Linked DNA regions of Homo sapiens: region 1 is linked to region 2. A link is a loop called in an ENCODE intact Hi-C map of the cell type or tissue named here. Cell type or tissue: heart right ventricle. All regions are shown on one strand. Links, peaks and the distances in the headings refer to the core of each region. The heading gives the core; the rest is flanking DNA.

The links. Peaks named below come from ENCODE experiments on the same cell type or tissue, not always from the same donor. Only the 100,000 strongest peaks of a DNase experiment are listed, where the experiment ranks them.
Region 1: it touches region 2 in a loop (10-fold over the local background); 3 of 110 quality-filtered maps call a loop at or near these places.

Annotation. Positions count from the first base shown.
Region 1 is chr10:29,405,414-29,409,812 of GRCh38, forward strand. LOC105376474 (a long non-coding RNA gene) reads right to left here and starts at 4,040. Exons shown (of 3, transcript XR_930787.3): 1 at 2,832-4,040; 2 at 1,989-2,032; 3 at 478-844. It overlaps SVIL-AS1 (SVIL antisense RNA 1), which reads left to right and starts at 4,121. Exons shown (of 3, transcript NR_110927.1): 1 at 4,121-4,245. In heart right ventricle, for the core only: no CTCF peak of the experiment used is centred there; no DNase peak of the experiment used is centred there; H3K4me3 peaks cover 689 bases; H3K27ac peaks cover 661 bases.
Region 2 is chr10:29,494,049-29,498,447 of GRCh38, forward strand. It overlaps SVIL (supervillin), which reads right to left. Exons shown (of 38, transcript NM_021738.3): 19 at 1,044-1,133; 20 at 866-952. Among named protein-coding and RNA genes, the nearest start is that of MIR604, 49 kb to the right of the region's middle. RefSeq lists an enhancer at 2,310-2,811. In heart right ventricle, for the core only: CTCF peaks have their summits at 2,529 (motif pointing left) and 2,739; a DNase peak (open chromatin) is centred at 2,517.

The DNA.
Region 1 (4,399 bases), core at 81-4,080, 89 kb before region 2:
TGAATGTACCATTAAAGTTTCTCACCTACATTGGAACTTTATCTTTTATCTATCACCATATAAGGTTATTTATGTAGAAAGCTGGCTAAAAAAATCCTTCACAAATAAAAGTGCACCCTATAAGTGCACATAATAGACCCCCTTTTTATTTCTATTGTTCATAGAGGCATAAACAAGGAAAAAATATTCAAAGATATAAGAGTCTCATGATAGGCCAGGCACGGTGGCTGATGCCTGTAATCCCAGCACTTTGGGAGGCTGAGGTGGGCGGATCACCTGAGGTCGGGAGTTTGAGACCAGCCTGACCAACATGGCAAAACCCTATCTCTACTAAAAATACAAAATTAGCCAGGTGTGGTGGTACATGCCTGTAATCCCAGCTACTCGGGAGGCTGAGGCAGGAGAATTGCTTGGACCGAGGAGGTGGAGGTTGCAGTGAGCCCAGATGGCACCATTGCACTCCAGCCTGGGCAACAAGAGTGAAACTCTGTCTCAAAACATAAAAATAAAAAAAGAATCTCATGATAGTAGAAGTCTTGATCTGTGATCTTGGGAAAACCTGTTTACATCAAGGATGTCATCTTCTTTTCTGGAGAAACTTTCCTGTTTAGTTTTACCTTGAGGGTTCTAATGGGTGTACAGTTCCAAGGGTGTGGAGGGACCTTTCTCAGTTGTGAGTTTATGAACCCAAGGTTCAAGTTTCCAAAGTTTTGTTGCAGTGTGAATGGCAAGGACAGTCTTTCTCTGATGTTCTGAGAATATCCAATCTTCAGGTTCTAGATTGTGAAGGGGTTGATTGTCCCCAGCGAACCATAAAAAGCTTTCTTTACCTGGTGAAAATATACTGTGGGATGATAATTAACTGTTATAACATAAGACATGCATTGAAACTAACAATCGAATGAAATCTCTTTATGTTTAAATGACCCATCAGGTAGCCAAATGTACGTAAAGGTTTGATTGTCTTCCCAGGAATATGGAACCAAACACTGGTTTTAAACTATTTTCACAATTTATAAGTCATCACATCAATATATTCAATTTGGATTGTTTTATCTGTTCCATGATGAGTCATGGAATGCAGAACCTTTAATAACAACACATTTAAGGACTCAGGAAGGGCCAAGTGGCTGTCCTGGTTCTCCATGAGTCTATGCTTAACATGGGACTTTATGTCCTCTTGAATACCAGTTGTTTCTCCAATTTAGGTGCATAGCACCAACAACTAATGGGTTATTACAGATAATTTGACTTGGACCATGGAGTTCAAATTGTACATGTAAACAATTTCCGTATCGCCTGGTTTAACATGAAAATTTGGCAAAGTATTTTCTTAGTATTTAATTAATTTTTTTGTTCTACTTATGTTAGCACATTTATACAGGGAAATTTGGTTATTTCTGTGGTGTACAATAACTTAATAACCATAATTATGATTGACAACATATACTTAGACATATTATAATTAGTTTAAAAATAATAAGTGCTTAAATCAAATATTTTATTAGAAAGTAAAAAGTGTAATGCCTTTTAGTTCATGTGACTTAAGTAATCTCTTGGAAATAAAGACAGTTTTGAAGATTATTGGTAAAATAAAAATATCTTTAAAAATACAAACATTTGGTCTAAACTATGCAGGTCAGATATTAAGTTTGCTAAATGCTTTAAGGTCATAAACTGCTTCTTTGACTTTTAAAAATTGTTCAATTTACCCGAGAGGTGGAGCTTGCAGTGAGCCAAGATCCCGCCACTGCACTCCAGTCCGGGCGACAGAGCGAGACTCCGTCTCAAAAAAAAAAAAAATTGTTCAATTTCTTTTAGAGACATTAAATTCTAAATAAGGCCTGGGGATATATGGAATTAGCCATGCCCCCTAGCTATTCAAAGGAGGTTATAAAGAAAAGAGATTTTATATAAGAAAGGATCTTTTATGGTAAATTCTTGTCCTAAAGTAAAATAACTGGTTGTTTAAAAATAGGGATGCTTACGACAAGTCAGAAAGTCCAAACATGTTGTAGATGGTCTGTGTATGCTGTGAAAAGATTTATAAAAGAAAATTTATGCACCAAAAGTGACAGTCGCTAAGAATTACCATTATAACATGTAATTGAGACTACTTAAAAAATAGGCTTACATGCAAGGTGTGTGAGGAGAAGGAAATGTGTTTTTGGAAAGAGTTTATAAGAAGGCATGGGAATGTAAATTTTTGCCTAGTTTAGAGGGTTAAAGGATTGTTTAAAATTAAATAAAATAAAGCTAAAGGTTTAAACAAGTTATGGAAGGTTTGTAAAAATTAACTTTGTGAACATAATTCTATGTGTGAAAATATTGACTAATTAAAGCTCTTTCATATGTAAACATAACTCACATAATACATTTAAATACATAGACAGACAGAAGATAAAAGGACTCATTTTCCAAGCCAGGAATTGTACCCTGAACCTGGGCTGCATTGTGAAAAGAAAAAGCATGGCAGCATGGTTACAAGATCAAGCTCCCAAGGACATACAAGACAAGAGGGAAAACTCATCCAGTTTTTTTTTAGAGACCTGCAGCAAAGTTTGTAACTGACCAGCTTGCTGGGCCATCTTAAAAAGCAGGCTTACAGGTATCCTAAGCCTGTGTTCTATCCTAAGTTACCCTTATCCATTATAGAACACAGAAAGACACACAAAGCACACTAGATTCTCTACAGCTTAAGATTAGCCTCACGAATCCTTCATCTCATTAACTAAAACTTTACAGAGGAGATAAACAGTGATTTTTACTATTCATTCAACTAATTTGCACAGAGAAAGAGAGAGGCCAGAAGTCTGGTAAGAAATTCTTACCTTTTGCCAGTATGCCAGGCTTTTGGATTCCTCGGAGATGCTGGAGGAATCTGCATATTTTCAGTAGGATGTGCAGGGAAGGCCTCCTTAAGAAGGCAACATTTGAGCAAAGATCTGAAGTAGGCAAAGAAGCCATTTGGATATCTGGTAAAAGAGCTTTTCCAGATATTTAACAAATAATTTCCTAACTTATTCTACGTTTTATTTTTTGTTTTTGAGACACGGTATCTCTCACTCTGTCGCCCAGGCTGGAGTGCAGTGGTACAATCTCTGCTCACTGCAACTTCCACCTCTTAAGATTCCAGCAATTCTCCTGCCTCCACCTCTTGAGTAGCTAGGATTACAGGTGTGCGCCACCACACCCAGCTAATTTTTGTATTTTTAATAGAGACGGGGTTTCACATGTTAGCCAGGCTGGTCTCGAACTTCTGAGCTCAAATAATCCACCTGCTTAGGCCTCCAAAAGTGCTGGGATTACAGGCATGAGCCACAGCACCCAGCTAAGCTTTATGTGTATGTATTCTTTAATCAAATATCTATTGTATATGACATTAACTGCAGGTATAAGGAGATAAGACAAGATTACGGGTGTTCATTGAGTGCCTGCCATGTACCAGGCACTGTGCTAAGTTTAATGAATGAGGTTTGGTACCTTCACTAATATTTACAACTTAATGCAAGAGGCAAGGTGTAGACATACACCTCCTGCAGTTGGAGTGCAGCAGTTCTTACGAGGAGGAAGAGTTGGTCTGAGGTTGCACCACAAGAAGTTTATATGCACCTGACCTACCTGAAGTCTACACCTCCCTTTCAAGATGAATTAACATGTAAAGGGTGCTCCCCACTCTAACAGAGGGGAAGCCAGCAAGTTAATACCTGATCACACCTTTTATAGAGCACTGTGGTTAACAATCTGCCTTCCCAAAGTAACTCATTTAACCTTCATAACAATAAGAAGCAGTTGTTCTAAGAAGCCTTCGTGTCTCTGTCTGAGATGGAGAAAGGCTCAGAAGGCTGAGCAGTGTGACAAGGTAGAGTTCGACCTAAATTTAAGGTAACAGGATTAAAGCACAGCGCTTTTCGCACAGCAATACAGCTGTTATGAGCATTTGCTGAAATAAAACAGCTTGATATTCTCCTGACTCAGTCCTCTCCCACTGACAAGACAGAAAGAGAGCTGGGTTGAGGTCGGGGCGGATTCAGAGCCCACCGTGTCAGCAAAGACACATAAGGAACTCGCCCTCCGGAAAGACGCGGGGGAATTCTGGGAGTGCGCGGCCTTGGAGCGCGCACATGCGCGGCAGCTCCCGCTGCTGAATAGCTGAGAGGCGCACCCGGGCGGCCAGCTGGGCTCGGAGTGCAGCGGGGTTAGGATGGACGAGGACGTGTTGCACCCTGAAGAGCCTCATCATCGGTGAGAGTGGGGTGGGCAAGTCCAGGTGAGGCGGGCGTGCGGGCTGTGATGAGGGTGGCTGGGCTCTTTCTGCCTCCGTAGCCGCTGTCTCTTGGGCCGCGGTGGGAACTGTCAACCGCTGCAAGTGTCCACGATGGCGGCCGGGCTCGGGCCG
Region 2 (4,399 bases), core at 276-4,275:
TAGTCCCGCCTACTTGGGAGGCTGAGGTGGGAGGATTGCTTGAGTCCAGTTCAAGGCTACAGTGAGCTATGATGGCACCACTGCACTTTAGCCTGGGTGACAGAGCAAGACCCTGTCTCTAAAAAACAAACAAGAAAAAAAAAAAGCAAGTGGGCAGCTGGATTTGGCAATGGCCATCGTTTGCTGACCCACGGGCTAGATCACTGCTCCATGTGTGTAATAAATGCGTTGCTGACTGGCATTCCCTGCCTAGCCAGTTCAGTTATTATATTACACTTTTATATTTCTGTTCAGTGGTGGTTGTATTATTTTCAACCTTTTAGTGGTCACTGTCAATAGTAGGGACTCCCAGCGCCTAGTATTTGATAAGTTTCCAGGATTGGGCATTTTAATCAAGAGATAAAAGGCTGTTTTTGCATATTGCTCTTTTATTTGGTATACCGCATTGACTTTTATATTGAAACATTTACTTCAATATTCATTTGCCATAATTTTCTTTTAGAAATCATTTGTGATTATATGAAATAATATTAGCTTTTACCTTATTGGAAATTGATAACATACAATTTAAAGTTCACCAGGCCCAAGGTCACGTTGATTTTGCCGACACATAATAATCTGCTTTCAGAGTTATAAGCAAAATCACTCAGTTCACAATTCCAATTGGATGGCATCCCAAGGGCTTAGATTCAAGAAAAAAATGTATTATTGGGAGTCCCCAATTTAGTACGTTATCAAGTGAATCAGGGCTTGTTTCTCTAATCAGTCTTGACCAAAACTTCTTTTTTTTGGCTGAGGAAGAAAAGCAATCAGAATTAGGATTTAGAGATTCTGAGAGCAAAGCCTTCTGGCTTCCAGTAGGTACCTTTGTTATTCAGCCTTCTTAGAAAGGTTTCCAGCCTGTCCAACTTCAGGTCCGATTCTAACTGCATATCTGGTCTGGCTTCGATATCTAGGCAAGCAGAAACCGTCAGTGAGACAGCATCACTAAGGCCTCTTCTGATCAGAAACTGCTTGGCGTGGCCGGGGCCTTGGCGACTTACCTTCCAGGGGTTTGGAAACGGGTGTGGTGCCTCTTGTTTTACCGCAAATGGGTGAGGCTACTGGGGTTATGGCAGTAGGTGACGCCAAACCTGTGGAACACACAGACGAGCTACTGAGCATCTCAGGGTCACTTCTGGAAATCTCCGGGACCCTGGTGGATCTCCAGAAATCCCAGGGTAGACGGCACAACATATAAGAATTTACACACATGCAGGCACACACACACACATTTCACACGTACCACGACTGTGGGACAACCAACTGCAAACGTAGACTGGATTTTATTATTTCCAAGGACTGTAGTGGCTGACAAGCCGATATTCCAAAATGAACGGTGGAGACGTGGGAAAACATGTCCATGACACGTTAACTTGGGCAAATGCAGCTGTGAGTTCTGAGGCCCTTCGGAGATGGCAGGGGCAGCTGAGAGTGCATTGGTGCCATCTGCAGAATGAGCTGTGTCACACTTGCCAGCAAGTGGCCCCCCGCAGTGGAGCTCTCCTCCAGGCTGAGGGGAGGGAGGGACAGTGGCCCTGGGGACATGACACAGACAGTAACCCAAGGAGGGCCAACCTTTCAGAAGAAATTACAGACCAGGGCAGGTCTGGACCGACTGTGCGTGTTGGAAGTCCTGTCCATCTCCCGTGTGGGCAGAAACAGGAAATGCTTTTCCTAGTATATTTACCGAGAAGCAGAGTGGGGAATCTTTAAAAGGGCAAGTGGTGAGAGACACATGAAAGGGAAAGGGAGGAATTCCTGCATGGAGAAAGTATCCAGCTGGAAGAAGAAAACTTAGTAAACAGAAGGATGAGTATCGCTTCCCTAATCTAAGTGGAAGGCATTGGAAAGAAAACTGATTAGTGCATTTACAAAAAAACAAAATGAGATGTGAATGTTCTCTGTACTCATTTGTAATAAATGTGAAATCCTTAGATGACATTGCCACTTAGATGACAATGCATCCCTGGACGAACAACATCGAGAGGTTATGCAAATCACTATCACAAGGAAAACCAAGGGAATAAATGATTCTGCCCCTTCCTCCTGTGAATGGGAGAAGTATTATAGCATTAAAAAATTTAATAAAAAAAACCATTAAATGGTTTAAAACTCAAGTTTTAGTAATATTCTACAAGTACGTCTCATTATATACATATATTTGATTGATGGTGTCAATAAAAGTTTTAAAATTTGTTTCAATTGCCAGAACTGCAAAGGGTTTCCATCCATGAGAAAGTAAACTTTCTTGAAAGATGATAAATAAAATCTGGTATCACAGGGTGGGGAGGGAAATCTTTACTCACTAGAAGGATGCTTAAGAGAAGAGACATCAGAGGAGTTCATTAGCACAGAGGCCGTTAACTCCGCAGCTAATGAACAGGACTGACTCTGAAGGCTGGTTTCCAAAGCAACCGGAGAAATCCATCCGTGTCCTGGCCGGTGCCGGGCAAACCCCGCTGCCATGGCTCCCCCTGCTGGCGGTTCAGGCAGTGGCACTATGCAAACGTGCTCCCCACCTAGCTAAGGATCCTTAGGGAATGAATGGCTCATGGCAGGGAGATGCAAATTACAAAATGTTAAAACAAAACAAAGATCTCCCCCATAGCTCTTTTCAATGAATTCTAGGTACAACAACCAGTCACCTACTCTCTTCGGGAACATTTTCACAGATGTCAATGTGGACAAGGGCAGTGGCATTTGGTAGTAAGAACCCACTTACAAATAAATTAGGGTTTTTAAGGTGGAAGAAAGAAAAGAAACCAAAGCGGAAAGTCATCAAGATAAAAGCCTGGGCTAGAAGCTGGAAAACCTGAGGTCTGGTTCAAGTTCTCAGTTCCAGTTCTACTTAGTCACCCTGCACCTAACGACGTGCTTCTGTTAAAGAAGGGTTGGGGCTCACGTTAAAGGAGTTTAAACATGAGTATCCAGTTCTGTGATCTGATGCAGAAAATTGGCAAATGGTACCTCATTCTGTGAGAGTAAATTATATTTTCACCATTCCAAGATAAGGTAAGAATAGATTTGTTAGAAAGGATTCCCCACTAAGATTTGAGTTAATCACCATTCAGGGATTTCCCACGTCTCGCTCCTTCCCTTCCTTCTACAAACATTCATTATATACCTATAATGAGTTAGGTACTCTTCATAAAAGTGTGGATTAAAGGTTCTGAGAAAAAGAAAAGCTAAGCCTCTATATTTGATGACAAGATGTTAAGAACAAGTGAATGTGAAAACGTATACCACTATGATGGGAAATCTGCTTTTAAATAATAGCTTAGAAAGTGATGGTATGTGCATATAGGTGACAAAGGGAACCCAAATTTTAATCATTTCCTGCAGGATATGAAATAAAGCCCCAAACACTCTTATGAAGCCTCAAAGCTCTCCAGTAACTTTACTAACCAAGTGATATGTAAGTCAGTTTCATAAATTTTTGAATATAGGCATCAAATCAGTTCCAAGAGCTCAGCAGCAGAAGATTGCAGCAGGGACATCCCACTGCCTAGGAACTGAGGACATATTTTAGACATCTATTAAAGCATATCCGGATTTGGCTTTGGTCAGTCAGAGAAATCAGGTTTGATGGAGAAGGACCTAGGAATTAACCTAAAAGGAAGAGGGGATAAACTTCTTTATTGTGAAAGGCTGACTTAGGGTACATGGTTGCCAGGTCAGAAGGAAATGGAAACAATTTAAAAGTAATTATGGGCTGGCGGGGTGGCTCATGCCTGTAATCCCAGCACTTTGGGAGTCCAAGGCAGGTGAATCACCTGAGGTCAGGAGTTCGAGACCAGCCTGGCAAACATGGCAAAACCCCGTCTCTACTAAAAATACAAAAATTAGCTGGGCATGGTGGCGCGCGCCTGTGATCCCAGCTACTCGGGAGTCTGAGGCAGGAAAATTGCTTGAACCTGGGAGGCAGAGGTTGCAGTGACCTGAGATTGTGCCACTGCACTCCAGCCTGGGAGACAGAGCGAGATTCTGTCCCCTCCACCAAAAAAAAAAAAAAAAAAAAAAAAAAAAAGAAAAAAGTAATTATGGGGGCTGGGCACAGTGGTTCACGCCTGTAATCCCAGCACTTTGGGAGGTCGAAGCGGGTGGATCACCTGAGGTCAGCAGTTTGAGACCACCTGGCCCACATGGTGAAACTCCGTCTGTATTAAAAAGATGAAAAATTAGCCAGGCATGGTGGTGGCGGCCTGTAATCCCAGCTACTTGGGGGGCTGAGGCGAGAGAATTGCTTGAACCCGGGAGGTGGAGGATGCAGTGAGCCGAGATCACACCATTGCACTCCAGCCTGGGCAACAAGAGTGAAACTCCGTCTAAATAAATAAATGTAATTATGGGAAAAGAC